Linked DNA regions of Mus musculus: region 1 is linked to region 2. Evidence: chromatin loops called from intact Hi-C (ENCODE). Cell type or tissue: heart. All regions are shown on one strand.

Region 1 (8,000 bases), 120 kb after region 2:
GATTCATTACTGTTTAAATTATCAGTGCTTTTAAAACGGTTTTGATAAGCTGATAAAATATACATAGAAGAGCGAAGAACCAGGAAGAATCATAGCTCTCAAACAACAGGAGAGACGAGTACCACACTGTGTATCAGGAGCGTGCATTGTACTGGATACAGAAATGAACAGAGTAGGGCGAGAACCTGCATCTAAGACAGGAGAGCCCTACAGCAAGGAGCCCAGAGACAGTGAAGCCCAGGCTGATTCTTAGTGAACAACAACGATGATGCTCCAGAGCCGCTGGGAAAGGACAGGCGTTCAATAAACAGTGCTGGCAAGCCTGGCTGCCAATCAGAGAAACAAAGGTCTGCCCCACATTGCCAGAGACACGAGGAGAGGTCCAAACTGCATGGAACCTGAATGTGAAAGGCAACACTCTAAACTGTATAACAAGAAAATAACTTTATCATTTTTACCTAGAGGTCTGGTGTTTACCCTCTGGTGGTTCTGGGGAGTGAACCCAGGGTCTTGTAGCCGCTAGGCAAGCATGCTGTCTCTCAGCAACAGTCCCAGAACAATAAAGAATAATTTTTTTAATGAGATGCTCAACAAGCTAACAAAAATACCAATACATTTGGACATATTAAAATTAAAATGTTAGTATATCAAAACCATCATAAAAAGACATGGCACAAAGTAGGAAAATGTGTAAGACAAACACATAGTAGTATCCAAAACATGAAGAATATCATGGGCTGAAGAGATGGTTCAGCAGTTGAAAGGACTTTCTGCTCTTACAGAGAACCTGGGTTTGATTCCCAGCACCCTCGTTCGACATTTCACAATCACCTGTGACTCTAGCTCCAGGGGGTCTGGCACTTTTTTGAGCTCTGGAGCCACTGACATGCATATGGTGCATCACACACACACACACACACATTTTTAAAAAAGAGGCACAGTGAAGAATAGATGTCTACATTATCTATAGCAGCGTTGTCTATAATAATCACAAACTGGGAAAACAAATGTCAGTCAAGACTAAGATCGAAAGTAAAGAATAATGCATCCTATAATAGAATGGACAAACTCTCATATGTATTTAGCACAAGAAGTCTCAATTTCATTCATACAAATTTCAAAAAAATAAATAAGAATAGGTCAGGGCTGGCAAAATGGCTCCGGTAAAAGCTCTTGCTGCCCAAACCTGAAGACCTGAGTTCAAATCCCGGACCCCACATGGAAAGTGGAGAAAACTTATTCTCAATAGTTATCCTCTCAACCACACATGTGTTGTGACATGTGTACATATTCGCATACACATAGACATATGTGCATCATTGATGCACAAGAAACAAGTCAAGAGGCCAGCCTGGATGAAAGTAGATCCAAGAGGCCAGCCTGGACCACGGTAGATCTTGTCTCAAAAAGGGGGAAGAGGACCACAGTATTTAAGGATGTATATGTGAGCAGGAAAACCAAGCAGAAATGAAGACATGGTAAGGGGATGGGGTAAAGACTGGGGAGAAGTGCACGGGTACTTCTGGCTGGTTGAGAATGTTGTATTTCTTGACCTGGTCATCGCATGAGTACTATTTTAACCTGTATGCACTTTTCTGTGTCTATGCCTTAGATACTTCATATGCCTTCTGTATATTTTACAAAAAGAAAATGTACAGATGACCAGTAAAAATGAAAAGACAGCGAATGTTCTGCCCACACCTACAATTCCAGCACCTTATTGGGGAGACCAAAGGTTACCACAGGTTCAAGGCTAGCCTGATCCACATAGGGAGTTCCCAGACTCTGAGGTTGCAAGAGTGAGACCCTGTCTCAAAAAACAAACAAACAATAAAAAGACATTCATTCAAGCCCATTAGCAATTAGAAAAATAAAAACTGCAACAGTGACCTCTGTTTATGATCTGCCTGTGAACCGGGCAATCTTAACTTGCCCATGGGGCAGGAGATTGAGACCTCTGTGAACAGCAATGTGGCGAGATGTATACAAAATAAAAAACCCGTCTATTTTATGAATTAGTCCCTAACAAATACTAATATACAATAACATATCATGACACACACACAGAGATATTCTCCTCTAACTACAGTGTTGTTAATAATAATGAAATGACTATTTTAAAAAGGCTTCATAATCCATACAGTGAAATAATACACAGCTACTAGAAACAGGATACACTTTCTATAAACTGATGTGGAAAGAGCTCAGGGACATACTAAGAAAACCAAGTCACGGAATCACACATACATTGCATAGCCCTGGTTCTAAATATATAAATATGTACATATGGAGATGTATGGAAAACAGATCACAAATTTATGCTCTAACCTCTCAGCAAAGGATGACAGGAATGCTGGTTGAAGAGGAGGTAGCGAGGGCACTTTGTCATCGTCTTACACACACACACACACACACACACACAGACACACACACACAGACACACATGTAATTTCATGTCCTTGAACTACTTGTATAATTTTAACAAGCATAGCAAGAACAATTAATTATGCTGTGTGTTCAGTTCTAATGGGACTAATCCAACACATTTAGAAATAGCCAGCTTTCAAATATCTTTTGTTCTTAGGGTTTCAAGAAAGCTCAGAGTTGCAGATACAGGGTTGTCAGCCACCAACTGGTGAGCACTGTGAGGGGCACTTGGTGACTTGGGCCATCTCCAGGTTCACCTCTAATGATATCTGCATATATCCTCACAGCCATGGCCACAGCCGTGCTTTCCCAGAGCTATTCGCTAAAGTTAGTAAGTCCTGATGTTGCCAGCTATCAAGTAACAGCCACAGTAAATGTGGCTGTAGGTCAGAAGCAATTGTTAAAGAGTAAATATGGGCATGTGTGTGTGTGTGCACACACACACGAGAGAGAGAGAGAGAGAGAGAGAGACCTTCTGAGGAAGTCATCTCCATCTGAACTCCTAGCAAGGACCCAGGCTCACAAAATCACCATGTAGGAACCTCCCCGCTTCCCTCCCTCACTCCACCCGAGTTCCTTCTGTAACAAAATATGCATCCCCTAGGAGCAGGCGAGTGCAGACAAAAAAGCCCCGAGAGGAGACCTAGGAAGGAAACCAACTCCATGCAGACATTTTGGTGTGCTTTTATTTTTGATTCGTATCATACTTTACGAAGGGAAACTTCCAAACTTTACTCTTGCAACATCCTGACCTTGACCTTGCTGCATAGGAGAAAAGCAGAACTAAGCGAGCCTTGCTGGAGCCCATCCCGTTCGTGTGTGTGTGTGTGTGTGTGTGTGTGTGTGTGTGTGTGTGTGTGTGTGTGCGCGCGCGCATGAGGAGCTGCTTCCAGCTGACAGGAGGATTACACTCAGCTACAAACGACTGGAAACACAGCAGCCCGTGAGTCACCGGCTCATCCTCTGGCATCCACGGGCAAGCACCCTTCCCACGCGTTTCTTATTTAATGTGGTGAGCATTAAGTTTCGCTCTGCCTTGTATCAGCAAATACCTTCCTAGTCGCGAATGGAAAACAAACTGAAACTGGATACATTCAAACATGGCTGCTTGATTTCCATAAGTCATCAGGAGGAGAATGAATTTAACTTTAGTACATTTATTCTTACATGATTCATAATAAAACACTTTCAAAACCTTCTGTACAGTTCAAGCCACTCAGAACAGCGTTTCATGTTTATAAACGTGATTTGTTGGGATGAGGTGCCGAGGTGTCTCTGTACAAAGATGTACAATATGTACAGTCACTGTAGGTACAAGCTGTGCGAAGCAGAGTCTAGAACACGTAATTCATGCCAAGGCTCAGAAAACATTTCAACACGTAAAGACTAAAGCTTGAAACTGCACTGCGGCTCTCCCTGGGCGTATGATCACTTTATAAACAATACATGTATAGGTCGTATAGAAAGTGGTTGACCCCAGCGCTGACAGTACCATGCAGCTGACTGGACACGGTACCGCCCGTTCTCCTGGGCCTCGGTCTGTACTTGCTATGTCATTGGGCTGCTGCTGCCGCCTTGGGCTGAGCCACAGCTACGCTAGGAGACTTAAACTTGGGGAGGTAAAGGCCAAACTTGTTTTCAATGCCAGCGAAAGTGGCCGTGGCAAGTCTGTAGCCACCGATGTGATCGGGGTTGGCAGGAGGGAGGTCTGCGATGCGGGACTTTGGCGTTGGTTCTGAGCCAGAAGGTTTGCTGTGAACAGGAAAAAGCAGACCGTTAGGGATCTCAGGGCTTACACTTTGAGCGGGGTCTGTGACAGCCACACCCCATGGAGAAGGCTCTCTCAGCTCTCTCCATGTCTCCTGCATCAATCATGATATCCAGCGTCACCACAGCATTGCTTTCACATACGTCATAGAGAAGACAAACGGCCCCACCCCCACTGCTTATGAGCAGACTTGAGGGCAGAAAAATAAACGGAAGAGAAAATGCACTCCATTAGTAATAGTCTTTGGGAAGCTGGCTATTTGTAGATTTTTCTATTTTCTATTACTATGCAGGAAGCATACATGAAATGTAAAGGTATATGTATTGATTTAATTTTAAAGCTTCTTGAATAATGGGCTCATAATGCTTATCACCAAAAGAGAAACAAATTTAGTTCTTGCTTCTACAATCTCTCAAGACACAGTATTTGTACGCTGGGATGAGAAAATTGCTGTCCTTGCATCTTTTCCGTATGCTGGTCGCTCCACTACTTGGATCAGCAGCTATTCCCCTACTGAGGCTTTCAGCAGGATCACAGGGTTATGACATAAAGACACGCAGTGCCCAGGCTTCTGCCCAACAGTTAATAATTGCTCGCTTGCTTTGGGTACAACTTCCCTGCAGACTCAGCAAGCAACTGCTTGTCTCCCCAGGGGAAGCTTTGTGTGCTGCATTTGGAGCAGCTCAGTTTGGGGCCTGCACTCTACAATGGTTGACTCGTTGGGTAACCTCTCTTGGAAACCGGTGTGTGAACTAGCTGTGTGAACATCTAGGTACTAAGTGATGGGAAGCAATGAGATCTCCTAAATGTAAAAACGATGAGGAGCAATCACAGGAGTGTGACTAGTACACACTTAGGTTGTTTCTGGTCATATTAAATAATCCAACTAACAGTGATTTGCCTCTCTTAATGTGGAAGGCTTTACAGCCCATTGCTTTCCATGCATTGGTCTTAAAGAACCCCACTGTGTCCCGTTTCTCAGCATTCCCAAAGTGGCTCTATAAACAGAACAAACACGTATGTGGATTTGGTGACTTTGTGAAGAGAAGTAGCTGTACTTACAGGCCTCCAAAATCTATGTAAAACCACCGCTGCAGAAGCTCGTAGGTAACCAGAGTGACACCAAACTGAGGTGAGGATCGAAACACCCGAGCTGGAAAAGACAGACAGGGTAGGGTACACTTAACACCTGGATGCTGTTACGAGGTGACCTGAGAGTGTCAGGGCAGGACAGCCAGACAGCCAGGCTGGAGGACCACCCCAGCATCTACCTGCAGTCCCTTTCCAAAATGCCGAGGGCCCTTCTTCCCGGAGAATCTTTCGGAAACAGTCGACGACCCCGCTGTATGTTGTCTGGCCGGCCCTGGCGGCCACTTGCAGTCTTGTCTTGATGACATCAGCAGGGGTCACCAGAGAAGCAGCAGGTACGCCTTTGAGGAGAAAGCCACATTTAATCCTCCTAAGGACTTCATACATCCAATAAGAAAGTCCACAACTGTAACCCAAGGGGTACTCAGAGCTCCTTACACAGATACGGAGGCGCATGTGGAAAGAAGTGTCAGCAAGCCTGCCGGTTGGCTGCTGGTTTCAGTAGAATTGGGGTGGAAAGGTTTTGTTTTTCTTTCTGAATTAAGGAAATGTCTCTAATGTCCCATCCCAGAGAACAATGAGAGAGAGAAGCACTGCTAGAGGTAGGTAGGAATCGCCACGTTCCCTTCCCGGCCTTAACAACCTTTAGGCTTTTCATCTTTAAATAGGATGCAAGTATTTTCTCCTGTGACATCTGTTTAATGCACCACAGATTGCATGTGGCATCAAAGCATCGTGCGTGGTCTTGGTTGATCCTTGCCAACCACACTGTGGGGTGAGTGAGGGTCAAAAGCATCAAGCACTTGCCAGTCTGAGGTGCTAAGGGAGAGGCTGCAAGCCTCCTTTCAGACCTGCTCATGTGACAGTCAGTGTGGCAGTCATTACAACCTCAGTGAGAGCCGGCCAGGCATCCAGTTAAAGAGCAGCAGAGGAACCGATCATTCAGAGGCCACCCTTCCCCAACACACACATGCCACAGCTCCCTGGGGTCACCTGAGATGCTGCAGCAGCAGCAGGACACGGAAGATGGATTTCTCAAGCATAGGTTTTGTTCATAAAACAAAACAGACCTTGAGAGAGCAGCATGACCTTCCCCAGGGGGAAGGAATTCAATTTGGCCCAAATCTCACTGTCTCACCATCGCTAGGCAGATGGAGCTTGTGGCTCTGAGGGGCTCTGAGGGGCTCCATGAGAGAATGATGCCAGTATGTCCCTTGGATCAGCCCAGCACCCTGCTCAGAGGGAAGCAGGTGAGCTGCATGCCTCCTGGGACAGGTCTTCAAATGCTCTCAGTACCTGCTAGCGAAGCATGCCTGGTAATAATTAGAAAAACTCGCCTCTTTCTGAAAATAGGTCCAATGTCTATAAGCTGGTGTGACTTGGTAACTGTTTATGTGGTTCTGTTTGTTGCCCACTGGAAGCCTGGCCGTTATCCCCTTCCTAACAGTCTAATGAGGACAAGAAAGGAGCTGGGGAGGGTGGCGAGGCGGGGGGGGGGGGGGGGACTTGGTGCCAGGTTAAACCGGCATCACTGGCTGTTTTCATTCAACCAAGCTCACAAATGACGGAGGCCAAGGCATTTGCAGGACCCCAGACAAGGGCTCAAAGCCCTGTTTTCTTGTTTTTCTTTGTTGGTTTGTTTGCTTGTTTGTTTTTAAGTTGTCCTCTGTTGTCATAAACAAGAACAGTGTATTCATCTCAACACTGCCAGGACCCAGGGCTCCTAACACACCATACTTAGGACAAGTAGTAGAAGATAACTCAGTAATTAAGAGCCAAGCAGTGGGGTTGGAGAGATGCCTCAGTGGTTAAGAGCACTGGCTGCTCTTTCAGAGGACCCAAGTTTGATTCCTAGAATCCTCATGGCTTGCAACCATCTATAACTCCAGCCCCAGGGTATCTGATACCCAATTTTGGCCTCATTCAGCAACGGGTATGCACATGGTGTACATACATACATACATGCAGGCAAACATGAACATAAAAGTAAATAAATCTTTTGGTTTTTTGTGTTGTGAGACAAGGTAGCCCTGGCTGTCCTGGAACTAATCACTATATAGACCCGGCTGACCTCAAACTCACAGAGTTCTGCCTGTCTCTGCCTCCCACATGTAAATAAATCTAAAATAAACCCCAAGCAGGGACCAGAGTCTAGTCCTAGTCCTGAGTCTGTGAGTTTTGTGTGGGTTCGTTACTAGCTGTGAGGAAGCCTAATGAACCGTTTCCTTCTGCTGTCACTCCTCTGTGCTGCTGAATGTAAGGATGCCTGGTTGCTCCCTGTTGTTCCAAGTCAGTTCCCTGGTAACTCAGGAGTAAGGAAGGACAGGGACACACACGCATTCAACCCCTTTCACCCCAGCTACTGCTGAGTCAGTTCTTCCTGCCAGGCTGCTCCCCCTGGTAGACTCTCCTGGGCCTAATCTGGTGTCTTTTGCCTGAGCCTCTACTCCTATGTTGGCCGCACAGGGAAGGCAGGAAGGACGTAATGCAAGCCCCACCCTCCAGAAGCACTGAGCCTATCGCAGAGGGGGTAAGCAACTTAAGCATCCATTAACCAAACTGAACGCTGAGAAAGGAGTTGAGGGCTTCAGGGTGCTGCTTTGGTCTAACCTGTGGTGGCAAGAAGCGAGAGTTTCGTGAAGCTCAGCTTCTGAGCCAGAGTGGGAACGCACTACCCTACAGGACAATCCTAAGGGCAGGCAGAGACTGCTTATCA
Region 2 (8,000 bases):
TAATTAAAAAGGTAATAAAAAATTTTAAGATGAAGTAAGTTCTTACCCCTTAAAGGTGAGCAAAACTTAGCAATTCACTTGTTAAAATAAAATAAAATAAAATATAAAATAAAAACGAGGGGCGCAGGTCTAGTACTGTGTGTGCTGGTTAGCTTTAACTCTCAATTTTACAGTCTAGAACCTAGAATTCCCTGGACAGGGAGTCTCAATGAAAGATCTAGATTACGTTGATCTGTGGATATGGCGTGTGAGGGGTTTTCTTAATTGGGGTAAGGGACGCGGTGGATAGGCACACCAAGTATGGATAACATCATGTCATGAATGAGGCCCCAGATTAAATGAAAAGAAGAGAGTGTGCTGAACTCCAGCAGGCATGCATTGCTAGCTGAGCTCCAGCAGGCATACATTGCTGGCTGACCTCCAGCAGGCATGCATTGCTAGCTGACCTCCAGCAGGCATGCATTTGCTGGCTATTCTTGACTGTGGATGCAACCCACTCCCTCAAGTTCCTGCTGTTGTGACTTTGGTGGATGGGTCAACAACCTGGAACCATGAGCTGAAATAAACTTTCTCCCATAATTTGCTTTTGTCAGGGTATTCTATTATAGCAACATCAAAATCAAAGTAGACGAAGATACTATGTAACTTCTTTGTGTCAATGCTGTTTCCAGTCTGTGAGACAGGGTCTGTCTATATTTAGCCTGGGCTGGCCTTGAAATCAAAATCTCAAACACAAGGCAATCCTCTGGCCTCAGCCTCACAAGGGCCAGGATTACAGGTACCCACCACCAAACCCAAAAGTACTGTGCTAATTCTGGTGTTTTCTTTTTGGGAGCTGTTTCCCGGGAACCCAACCACTTTATCATTTGGTGAAGCCAAATTGAATAGTGGCTGCATGGAACAGTCACAGCTGGCGTGTGACAGCAGTTCCAGATGAGTCCCCAGATCTCTGCTGGCATTGTCACTAATATGTGTGTTTTCACATTATCCTATCTCTGACCACCTCAGCTGAGGAGAGAACAGGAAGGTGTCCTTCCAAATTCTTCCCAGCCTATAGATTCATAAGCAGATAGATGTAGCTGTTTTGAGTTATTTTAACCATAACAAAAACAGAAAATGCAACAATGGCTTTAGGACTGGATGGGAGATACAAGGTCTTCAAGGAAGTGTTATTGAAAGCTTCATTGCTTATTATTATTACTATTATTATTATTATTATTAATTGATGATGATGATTTTTGTGTGTGTGCATGTTTGCAGTACCCTCAGAAGCCAGAAGAGGGAGGCAGATTCCCTGGAACTACTGTTCCAGGGCTACTATGAGCCGTTTGCTGTAGGTGCCGAGAACTAAACTTGGTCCTCTGGAAGAGCAACCAATGCTCTTAATGCATCTCCAGCCTCGTTGTTCTTGACTTATTAGTTTGGGATTAATGTAGGAAAATGTCACTGGGAAGTGAACAGAGGAGCAACAGTTTGGCGATATTGTCACCTATGGTCAGGAGAAGAAAATGATGGTCTGCCTGAGGGATTGTTTCAGGCCTGGGATGGGAGGCACAATGCCTGTAGTAAAATCCAGGAGGAAGGAAACAGACTGAAGAGGGAACCGTTTCAACAGCTAGTGAAACAGAATCCAGGGAGCCAAAGCCAGCATGCTGCTAGTCAAAGTGCAGGCTTCACCCACATGACTGTTGACTGCCTTAGATGTTTTAGGATGGCTTCAGAGACCTTTCATGCAGACAAGAGGCTCACACACCTTAAGGGAGCCCCATAGAAGCTTTAGGGGTTCTAAGAGAAGAGGAAGGGTGTGCAACACCCTTTTTGCCCAACAGAGTTGGCTAGAAATCAATTCATAAAAAGTCTATTTTTTTTTTGTTTTCCAATGAATGACAATCAGCTTGGACCGAAAGGCACATTCAGGGTTTCAAATCTCAGCTGCCTAAGAGCAAGAAGCCATCTAAGAAAACTCTCATGGGAGGGTAAAGAAAGCCCTAAATGCTTTCCTTTGGCATTTTTCTGTTTTGTATTTAGAAAGCTTATAGATACAGAAGAGCTCTGAAGAGCTGGTCTTTTGTGGAAGGAAACCCACAAAAATTCATAGACCACCTATCTATAATCATAAATAGTGAATGCAGACAAAGGTTTCTCTTCTCCTGACCCCTAACATTTTGTTTAGAAAAGGAAGAGGGGGGTGTGATGTCACTGCTGGCTGTTGCTTGGGAGAATCTACATTCGTCAGAGAACAGCTCTGGTCCCTCCTAAGCCTCCCAGAGCCTGTGGCACCTCTGTTTCCCTAGAAGCTCCAGTCTTTTGTTTAGATGAACAAGGCTCAATTATTTCACCCCTCTTTGAGTCAGCGGTACCTGAAGAGCCTCACCACCTCTAGACTTGATTTCAATGTCAAGGTTGTGGACCTCAGGCTTGAGTCTAGCACCACAGGAGCTGTGTTGGTTAAGGGGCTTAAGGTGGGTAGTGAGTACATTTTGCAGCCAGAGGAAAATGAAAATAACTTACGTTCTGTGGGATAACTGTAACGGCCTTAAAATGTAGCTAAGGATTCTTTAATGAGTTTTCTCAACAGAAGGCAGAGCCCAGCTTCATTCCCTTGAACAGCGAGATCTCCATGACTTGTTTTCAACAGACTGACCATGGTAGAAGTGATATTTTATGTCCTGGCTAGTTGTATATCAACTGGACACAAGCTAGAGTTATCTAAATGAAGAGAACATCAATTGAGGCCATGCCTCCATAGATTCAGCTGTAAGGAATTTTCTTGATTAATTATTGACATGGGAGAGCCCAGCCCATTGTGGGTGGTGCCATTCCTGGGCTGGTGGTCCTGAGGTCTATAAGAAAGCAGGCTGAACAAGCCAGGGAAACAAGCCAGTAAGCAGCACTCCTCCATGGCCTCTGCACCAGCTCCTGCCTCCACATTCCTGCCCTGTATGAGTTCCTGTCCTGATGAACAGTGGTGTGGAAGTATAAGCCAAATAAATCCTTTTCTCCCCAACTTGCTCTTTTGGCCACGGTGTTTCATCAGGGCAATAGAAACCCTAACTAAGACACTATCAGACTTCTCAAACAAGATCACAGAAGGGGACACGGCTCTTGCATTCTTCTCTTTGTCATGAGGATTGACACTAGCCACTGTTGTGTAAGGATGACAGAAAGCTGTACAGAAAGAACCTATGGATTTGCATGTGTCTCTCAACCATGATGATGACTGAGAGCAAATCAAGTTACAGACAAAGATGCAGGAGCTGGTGGCATATTGGCAGATTTTGTATCTGCTATATATGAAGCCCTGGGTTCAATTCTCAGTCCTTTATAAACCAGGGCCTGGTAGTATACACCTGTCATGGTTTGTATATGCTTGGCCCAGGGAGTGGCACTATTAGAAGGTGTGGCCTTGTTGGAATAGGTGTGCCACTGTGGGTGTAGGCTTTGAGATCCTTATCCTAGCTATCTGGAAAGTCAGTCTTCTACTAACCGCCATCAGATGAAGATGTAGAACTCCCAGCTCCTCCTGCACCATGCCTGCCTGGATGCTGCCATGTTCCTGCCTTGATGATGATGGACTGAACCTCTGAACCTGTGAGCCAGCCCCAATTAAATGTTGTCCTTAGAAGAGTTGCCTTGGTCATGGTGTCTGTTCACAACAGTAAAACCCTAACTAAGACAACACCTCTAGTCCCAGTACTCAGGAAGTTGAGGCAGAAGATCAGGTGTTCTGGGTCAGCTTTGGCTACATAGTGAGTTGCAGGCCAGTCAGGGCTGTATGAGGCAGGCAGGGGTTGGGGGGAGAGGCAGGGAGAGCACAGGCAGACGAGCAGATTCTATTTAAACAAAACCTTAAAACATGAGATCAGATACTGCGTATGGATATTATATATATGACATATATAAAAATTAATAGGAATGATGAACATGAAATATTCAAGGGAGTTAACTATGCTGTAATAAGCAAATTAAAACTAACTTTGAAAATGAGAAATCAGAAAGATAACACGGCAGGGTACTCTCACCCTGAAGGAGGTGAGCATGACCTTTGGAATGTCAGACGGAGGGAGCCATTTGGTGCATATATAACTCCTGCGTTTGATGAGCAGATGAGAAATCATTCGGTTAACATTCAGCTTTCTGATGCGTTTATAAATAATTCCAATAGTAACCTTTTTCATTGGGAAACACCTGTACGGTGCCAACTCTGATTACTCCCTGTGGATATTGCTTAGCTCAAAATTAATATATCATACTTTCAAGAATGACAGACTGTGGGCTGGAATAGGAGAAAACAGTAATTTATAAGATGGAGTAATTACTGGAGGATCCAGGTACTATTTACTGACTTTCTTCTTTGTTCTCAAGCCAACAAAATTATCGAGTCCACATTCCAGAGTCCTTTATTAGCCTTAATCTTAGGTTGTCTATCAAAAACAATACTGTTGTGGATTAATAAACAGCACAAACCCATAATAAACCGCACGGGCTCTTGGTCTTCCCAGGTAATAAGAGCGCTCAGCTGAAGCATTATCAATGTGACTGACTGCAGGTCCTTTTTCCCTGGCTGCTCACTCTGGCTAGGACGGCTTCGCTCGCTGCACTACAAGCAATAGCCACCAGGTGGCAGCAACCCCATGACTGCCAATGGCCGCGGAAGGAGAGGCCACCTCTCTGGCTTCTAAGCCAACCTGAAGGTTTAGCTGCAGAACCAGGTTTGATTGTTTCTTTGAGAGCTGGCATTGGAATTCTAATCACAATTACAATACAGCAATCATTTGATGTATAATAAAGCTCCCAACTGCTCTTCTCTTTGTATATCTGATGGTAAAACTTTATTTGAAAGCATGACCAGGTAGAGCTATGCAGAATATAAAAGATTGTCAGGTGTCCAAGATAGTGTGACAGAGAACACAAAGGGCTTTAGGGCAAAGATAATATATAGAGTATAGAATATAGAATATAGAATAATGTGTGTGTATTATATATATACATATACATATGTGTATATATATATAATACATATGCACATATATAGGAACATACACATTCACATGTATGCACACATGAACCTATGCTCATACATACTCCAAATCCATGGACTATACACCACTTATGTCACATGTATGAAGACAAAGATACAGGGACTCTGGGCACCTCCATGCAGTGTTACTATGGACACAAACACACTCTAAAAAAAAATAGTGTATTTTAAAAAGAAACTAATTTCAACGGGGCATTAGGTATCAGATAACTCATGTCAAGGGAAGCCCTCATTTAGAATATTCAAAGAGAAGCACTAGACTAAGTGGCAGGATATTTGACCTGTAAGCTACAAAGAGTTGTGGGTGGCTCCTCTCATAGCTTGTTATGGCTGACATCCATGCAACTGAGAAGAGCCCAGCCAGGCTCTGGCTCCTCGGGAGCCTGAGCTTCTCAGAGGACAGTGGTCTTCAGATACGTCAGGGCGGATAGTGCTTTATTTTCAAAGTAACGGAGGCTCACATTTTCATGTGTAAGCATTCTGAATGGGCCTGGGATGTGCAGAGGGCAAGTCATGGGAGGTTCTGTGGTTGGCAGGAAGCCCTGGTTTTGAAGCTCAAGGACTTAGGCTCCGACCGGAGCTTTTCCAGAGGATTTAAGATCCCGGCTGTCTTGTTCCTGTGATGGACTTAAAGACGCCTGTCTTTAGAGTTCTCAGGGCACTGGGAGACTCTGATAAGATAATCTAATTGATGCTCAAGATATGTTTGTAGAATATCAGTGTGAAATTTTAAATTGTGCTTTATGAACAATCCAAAATACGTAACTAAAGGTTCTATAATTTGTGTCTTAAGGGTGTCTCTAGTTCCTAACGTAGTACTGAATGGCTTGAGTCCTGGAATCCAGACTGGAGGATTTGTGGGAATAAAGGAAGAACACACACGCAGGCCCAGGTACAGGAAAGCTGGGATCAGATGGGGTCGGAGCCCAGATTGGGAACCCAACGTAAGCATTCGCAGGCAGTAAACACCCAGGAGGAAGCTTCAATATCCAGTCTCTGTACGTGCCGCTCGGACATCCATGAACAGTTAATCTCCCGGCCTCTGAGCAGAGCTTCTCCACCGCTTGAGGCCCCCTGAGGTAAGGTTTGCTGCTTCTGTGGAGCTGAGGCATTGGAGTGCTCACAAGGCCATTCCTACGTCAACAGTAACTCAGTTCCTCAGGGTGTCCTCCATCCCCTACAGCATGGAAGTCTTAAAATCCTTGGGATTGCCTTTGTAATGGGGGTAAGAGGAACCACATTTGTTATTCCTAATAGGCTCCCAAATTAGAGCCTGCAAGCCCACTCATTCTAAGCCTCTGGGAAGGCAACTGAGGTCAATAGCCACAGAACAACTTTTTTTTATTTTTGCTTTTTTTTTTTAAATAAATATTTAATCTATATGAGTATACTGTCACTGTCTTTAGACACAACAGAAGAGGGCATTGGATCCCATTACAGATGGTTGTGAGCCACCGTGTGGTTGCTGGGAATTGAACTCAGGACTTCTGGAAGAGCACTCAGTGCTCTTAACCTCTGAGCCATCCCTCCAGCCCAAGGACCAACATTTTAATCAACCATGACCCAAACCCCAGAAGATGGTGTTAAAGGGAACTTCTGATTGGTGAACACATCCCTGTACGGAGAGGGTGGTCCATCCCAGCCTCCTCTAGGATGAGTGTCCCTGCTTAGAACCTTTCCCTCTGGCTGAAGCCAGTGAGTGTCTCTGCATTCTGTGTGCTGCCGGGGAAAGTTGATAAACACAGGGAGCTGGTCTCTGGGATGCTATGCAAACTTATTACTCATGGTTTGACGTGACACAGGAGGATGGCTATTTTTATACTTGGATTTGATGAAGCCATGTGGTCTGTAGAATTTGATGGGACACTGAGTCTGACCCAGTAGTCACAGACAGAGAGGGGCCTCCAGCAAGGCTGGGCTGCTCCTGTAGTATCGTGGACACAGCAGCAAGGACCAGCATCGATCTCCACCCGACTGTGCCTCATCTCAGACTTCCCGATCGTATCAAACATTACAGTTCCCACCCATAAGGGACAGGGATAAATGGAGCTTGTGCTTTCAATGATGCTCACTCAGACCAATTCACAGGGTGGGCGGGGACGGGGAGGGAGAACTGCTTTCCAGAAGAAACTGTTCAGCTCTTCATTTTCAGCTTGCTCTCTGCCTTCCAGGTGGCCACACCGTGGGCAGCTTCCCTTCTGGATTAGTAATGAGAAATCCAAGGAGGGTGGTGGCGATAGCTTCTGTTGTGTTTTGAGACCGAGTCTTACACTGTGGCCCAGGCTGGTCTGTGGGAAGCCGTTACAGAGTGGCAGTTACAGAGTGGCAGTTACAGAGTGGCAGTTACAGAGTGGCAGTTAGAGTGGCAGTTAGAGTGGCAGTTAGAGTGGCAGTTACAGAATGGCAGTTACAGAGTGGCAGTTACAGAGTGGCAGTTGCAGAGTGGCAGTTGGCTACAGCTGGCCACCACACATACATAGCCAGTAAAGGTTCTTTTGCCAAGGTGAGGTTTTGAGAATTGACAAAAGTTAACCAATCAGATGAGAGACAAGTTAACCAATCAGATGAGAGACAAGTTAACCAATCAGATGAGAGACAAGTTAACCAATCAGATGAGAGAGAACGCCTGTCCTAGGCCTATAAAAGCAGCACCAGTTCTGGGCTCGAGGTCTTTTCGCCTCTACAATCAAGCTCTCCCAGTAAACGTGTGCAGAAGGATCCTGTTGCAGCGTCGTTCTTCCTGGCCAGTCGAGCGCGCGCAAGACTGGTCCTAAGCTCCTTTGCTCAAGGGTGGCCAGTTTTGGAAATCTGAAGCATAATTGTGTTGTTTCTTGAGAAGCATAGCTTTAAAAAAAATAGGCCAGAAAAACGAAATCATTATTTCTGTTTGTGTTTCAACAGGTGATGTAACCCACCATCCACTTCGAATGCTAATGTCACATTTAAATACCTTTCAAAT

The links. A loop is a pair of places that touch in the nucleus more often than their neighbours do. Peaks named below come from ENCODE experiments on the same cell type or tissue, not always from the same donor. Only the 100,000 strongest peaks of a DNase experiment are listed, where the experiment ranks them.
Region 1: a loop joins it to region 2, with 2.3 times the contacts of the local background. A loop is called at or near these places in 2 of 42 quality-filtered maps.

Annotation. Positions count from the first base shown.
Region 1 is chr2:71,271,175-71,279,174 of GRCm38, forward strand. Slc25a12 (solute carrier family 25 (mitochondrial carrier, Aralar), member 12) reads right to left here. Exons shown (of 18, transcript NM_172436.4): 16 at 5,467-5,625; 17 at 5,258-5,348; 18 at 3,096-4,179. The coding sequence ends at 3,981. Among named protein-coding and RNA genes, the nearest start is that of Dync1i2, 63 kb to the left of the region's middle. In heart, no CTCF peak of the experiment used is centred here; a DNase peak (open chromatin) is centred at 3,317.
Region 2 is chr2:71,151,071-71,159,070 of GRCm38, forward strand. It overlaps Gm39576 (a long non-coding RNA gene), which reads left to right and starts at 4,127. Exons shown (of 3, transcript XR_866408.1): 1 at 4,127-4,712; 2 at 5,835-6,120; 3 at 7,943-8,000. In heart, CTCF peaks have their summits at 1,280 (motif pointing right) and 4,614 (motif pointing right); no DNase peak of the experiment used is centred here.